Regions from separate parts of the Homo sapiens genome. Here region 2 is linked to region 1. Evidence: chromatin loops called from intact Hi-C (ENCODE). Cell type or tissue: GM12878. All regions are shown on one strand.

The links. Peaks named below come from ENCODE experiments on the same cell type or tissue, not always from the same donor. Only the 100,000 strongest peaks of a DNase experiment are listed, where the experiment ranks them.
Region 2: it touches region 1 in a loop (4-fold over the local background); 2 of 110 quality-filtered maps call a loop at or near these places.

The regions. Positions count from the first base shown.
Region 1 is chr4:145,807,484-145,809,983 of GRCh38, reverse strand. All of the region lies in intron 8 of ZNF827 (zinc finger protein 827), which reads left to right. Among named protein-coding and RNA genes, the nearest start is that of C4orf51, 130 kb to the right of the region's middle. RefSeq lists enhancers at 1,382-1,571, 801-2,000, 2,428-2,500. In GM12878, no CTCF peak of the experiment used is centred here; DNase peaks (open chromatin) are centred at 1,473 and 1,823; H3K4me3 peaks cover 1,218 bases; H3K27ac peaks cover 2,500 bases.
Region 2 is chr4:145,886,463-145,888,962 of GRCh38, reverse strand. The region is part of intron 3 of ZNF827 (zinc finger protein 827); the gene reads left to right. Among named protein-coding and RNA genes, the nearest start is that of ZNF827, 51 kb to the left of the region's middle. RefSeq lists a silencer at 1,860-1,959. In GM12878, no CTCF peak of the experiment used is centred here; a DNase peak (open chromatin) is centred at 1,166; H3K27ac peaks cover 1,017 bases.

The DNA.
Region 1 (2,500 bases):
GCACAGACAAAACCAATTCACTGAGACCCTGTTATTGCAGTAAAGAGTTTAATTAATGCAGGGCAGCCTAGCAGGAGGACTGGAGTTATCACTCAGATGAGTCTCCCCAGGAACTCAGAGCCCAGGTTTTTTATGGATAATTTGGTGGGCAGGGGGCTAGGGAATGGGTGCTGCTGATTGGTTGGAGATGAAATCATAGGGGTATAGAAAATGGTCCTCATGTGCTGAGTCCACCTCTGGATGGGGGCCACAGGACTGGTTGAGTCATGGGTCTGGGTGGGGTCAGTCAGTTGCCAGAATGCTGTCTGAAAAACATCTCAAAAGACCAATCTTAGATGCTACAATAGTGATGTTATCTATAGAAGCAACTGGGGAAGACACATCTTGTGACCTCTGGCCACGTGACTCCTGAGCAGTAAGGGATTATAGAAACTACACCTTCATTTTAGAATTCAGACCCTTCTCATAATCCTAGTCTTGTGGACTTTTATTAGTTTTCAGTCTGTGAGCCAGAAGGGCATTAGTTTTAGGGAGGGACTATTATCATCATTGTTTCAAAGTTAAATTATAAACTAAATTCTCCCCATGGTTAGCCTGCCCTAGGCCCAGGAAAAAGCAAAGGCAGCCAGTCTGTGAGGCCAGAAGCAAGAATGGAGTCAGCCATGCTGGACTTCTCTCACTGTCATCATCTTTGCAAAGGTGGTTTCAATCAGAAAACACCAATAAGTTAGTTTCATTTTGAACAAAGGAGAAAATATCTTTTCATACTATTCTCATACTGAATGCTTGACACCAACTCTCTCTGGAAGTTTCTATCATGAGGATATTCCTGGAGCTTTGGACAAAATCCACTTTGGCAGAACCACATTTAAATATGACGCTAGGCTGGGCACAGTGGCTCACACTTGTAATCCCAATGCTTTGGGAAGCCAAGGCAGGAGGATTGTTTGAGGCCAGGAGTTCAAGACCAGCCTGGGCAATGTAGCAAGACCCCGCCTCTGCAAAAAATTTAAAAATTAGCCATGTATGGTCGTGTATACCTGTAGTCCCAGCTACTTGGGAGGCTGAAGCAGGAGGATTGCTTGAGGCCAGGAGTTCAAGGCTGCAGTGAGCTATTAATAAGATCAAGCCACTGCACTCCAGCCTTGGTGTCAGAGAGACACTGCCTCTAAAAAATAAAATTAAAAAACAAGCAAATACATAACTGTGACTCCAGAAAAATGGTAGACCTAAAAGCAGCTAAAGTAAATGGAGATATTTTCAATGAAAATGTTGGGAAAAAATCTTGTAAAGTGGTATTTGCAAAGTAGAACTCCTCTTTAAGGTATCAAAGTGCTTCAGACTAAGGAACACTATTTGAATGTTCTGCGTTTATCTGTACCTACTACCTTCATAATTTCCCCATCCTCTGTTGTATGCACTCTACAGAACCTCTTTCCTATCGGGGCTTTCCAGTCAAAATGACTCATCCAGCTGCAGAATCTAGTTTCTCCGCCCTAAGTATCTAGGAATGAGTCACTCAAATGAGTTGCTTCTTTTTTAACTTCAATGGAATTAGGCTTGAAAGATTCATGATGGGGGAGGGTCCTGGGAAAGGGGCCTGTGCTGAGGTTATCAGGGAAATCAGCTGTATTATAGGAATGGGAAAGAGGCCAGGAAACAGGATAATGAGGGAGTGGGATAGCCTGGAGGTAGAATGATTTATAAAAAAAGATTAGATCCAAATTCTGGCTGTCTTTGTTAGAGTATGGAGGCAGGAATTAATTGGTTATGTGGATTGTAGGTAACCATTTTGTGGCAAGATGACTTAAAAGGTAAGGTGACTCATCCTAATTATTTTTTTTTTGCTCACTAATTTTCTATGTACTGTATAGTCACTTGCACCCACAGAAAAACAAGGGGAAAGTTTACTCAGGAAAAAAAAAAAAATGTGTACTCTTGCAAATGCTTTTAACATGTAGGCAAGCTTTCGGTATGTGAAAGTTATTTCTGACACAATTTTTGGTCAAATTGTTTTTCATTTTTATGAAAATGTTAATTTTTAAAGCACTCTGGTCTATCTCCCAACTGTTACTTTTATCACTCGAAAATGTGTTATTTTAAAAATATCATCACTGGTGTCATACTAAGACTTGCCATGCCTTTCATAGTAATTAATGTTTTTTGTTTTTTGTTTTTTTTTTGTTTTTGTTTTTTGTTTTTTTTTTTTAAAGCAGCCTGGCACAGTGGCTCACGCCTGTAATCCCAGCACTTTGGGAGGCCAAGGCGGGCGAATCACGAGGTCAGGAGTTCAAGACCAGCCTGGCCAAGATGGTGAAACCCCATCTCTACTAAAAATACAAAAATTAGCTGGGCGTGGTGGTGGGCGCCTGTAATCCCAGCTATTTGGGAGGCTGAGGCAGAGAACTGCTTGAACCCAGGAGGCGTTGGTTGCAGTGAGCTGAGATGGCGCCACTGCACTCCAGCCTGGGCGACAGAGCGAGACTATGTCTCAAAAAAA
Region 2 (2,500 bases), 79 kb before region 1:
ACTCTATCCTATTATGTCCTAGGCACTGTACATTCTTTTAGCCCACCTTTCCTTCATAATATATCGTGCAAATGTTTTTATCACCCGCTGTGGAAGGAGCTTATAAAGGCCTCCAGATTTCCTTGGGGTTATCTCAGATTTCCATTAAGTCCTTTAAAATTTTCCTGGATAAGTGAACATACAGGAATTCAACATGAATTCATAAGCTAAAATTGAACAGAAAAGGTGAGGAAGACTGCTAAGATAAAGAACACTGGTGAAGTATTAGCAGGAAACTGACCGAGAGTCAGGGTACTGAGTTCTAGTAGCCTCAGGTCTGCCATTTAAGGAGCTCTAACTTCTCATGAAGGCCCTCACCTGTCCCCCTAGTGGGGGATGGAGTAGAGGTTTCCCAAAATTTCCCCAAGCTCTGAAATACCACAACCCAAGCATCCAACTGCTACCAAGAAATGGCCCCAATGGTGAAGAGATGGCCCTAATGATGTAACAGCACCTGATATGGGTTGTTTGTGTGAAATGACCAGAGGATAGGTGAGCCCCTAAACATGGCCTGGAGAGAATGACGTGCTTTAGAGAAGCATGTCTTCATTTTAGTAGACTAAGAAGATCTTTAAAGCAAATGTCAAGCTAAAGAGAATAAAAATTATGACAGAAAAGTGCTCGAATGTCAGGAGAGAAGGGGGAAAAACTGCAGTCAGAGGATAGAGCTAATACTTCTCTCAAAGGCCAAATGTGATATATAGTCCTTTTGGGAAGTTGTAGCTCAAAAAAAATTGTTAAGTGCAAAAGTCAACAAAATACCCACTGTTTTTCCTTTAAAGCTTCACTAATTTGTCCATAACTAAATATAACAAGGCCAGGATCTGGTGAAAAAGAAGTCACATAAAATACATGCACATAGACGGTTTTTAATCCAGGACTCCCTTTTGATTTTAGAACTTGGGCTTGTGCTCTGTCCTTTTCCTTCTTCCAGAAGCTGCTTCCGGAGCTTCTGTTCTTGGATTAGCTCCCCTCCTCTCCTGGGTCAGTAGATGTAAGGACACTTCTGAAATGGATCTGCCCCACTGCACTGCTCTCAGGGACAATGGAAGCTCTCTAACTCGTGACCTTTATCACCTGGTTCCAGGGCATGCTTTTGGCAGCACCGGTCAGGGTCCCATGGGACTGTGACCTGAGGTCCCCAAGGTGCCTGCTTCTGCGTGAATTGGTCGGAGGAGATGGTGGGGATTCTGTGAGAAAGCAATGAAATGGTCAGCTCCTAGTGAAATCCTTTTGTTGTGAAAGAACAGAAAGGGGTGATGTTAACAGCTGGTGACAATCAGTGTGTTTCCCCACCCCCAGCACTCCACCCCAGCAGAGGGAAAGCCTTTCCATGATCAGGACTTTGCCTAACTGAGTTTAAGTGTATATGGCTATTTCTGTTAAGAAACTCGTGCTTTGGGGGACCCAGAATCTCTTCTGTTGTTTTTTTCAAAAAGCCACAGTGGGGTGCTGTAGCGACAGGATCTCACCATTAACTTTTAATTTCTTTGCTTTTGTTGGTCACTTAACATTATTTAAAAGTATGTTTTGGCTGGTGAATAATGCTTTTGGATTGCATTCAGAATGCATAAACAGCTGTTGTAAAACTTGCTCTCTTGGAAAGGAAACCTACCGAGAGGGGCCAGGTGGTGCAGCGGATTAACGCATGAGCCTTTAACCTTGGTGAGACCTGGGTTCGAGTCCTGCTTAGGTCACCCCTAAAAGAGGAGGTGTCAGTTTTGTTTTGCTTTTGGGTTCCAATCACTCACTTGTTTGTTCAGATCACACAGCTCCCCAAATCATTTGGCCCACATCTACACAATTGGCAGTTCTACTTAAGGGAGGACCAGTCCTGAAATAGCAGAGTGTAGCAGGTCAGCACTAAAGTGCATTGGCAGAGATAAATGGGGAAGTTACAAGCTTATGAGCACCTGCCAGCTCAAAGCCTGGCTCAGGCCAATGCAATGATTTCCTCACTTTTTTAAGCACTAAATTTGGTAGTGACAGGAAGAAAAAGTTTCTCCCAATTTTTACAGGTATCATGTGCATGCAAGACTGGAACTGGATTTAAAAGTCTGCATTCTTTCATTGCAGACGTCAGAATCTGGAGCATGATATTATAGCCACGTTTGGAAAAATTGGTTTCCTCTTGCTCAGAATACTTGGTGAGGGTCAGACCTTGGTTTTTCTCCTACTTTGTTTTTTTTTTTTGTATGTAATTTCGCTCAATCCATTTATTCTGGGGCCTCAATTTCTCTGTCTTTGAAACGGGAATACCCTGGAGACATTATTTTCTACATTCTTAATTACCTAAGAGCAGCATTTTGAAAACTGAAATTATGTTTGCAGAACATAACTAACAAAAAATTGGATGAATGCAAAGTATCATTATTGTGAGAGGAATTACTTGACAGGTTACCTCTTTTGATCCCCAACTAGTAATTTTGTAAGTTTGGATTGTGCTGGGTTTATAATATTT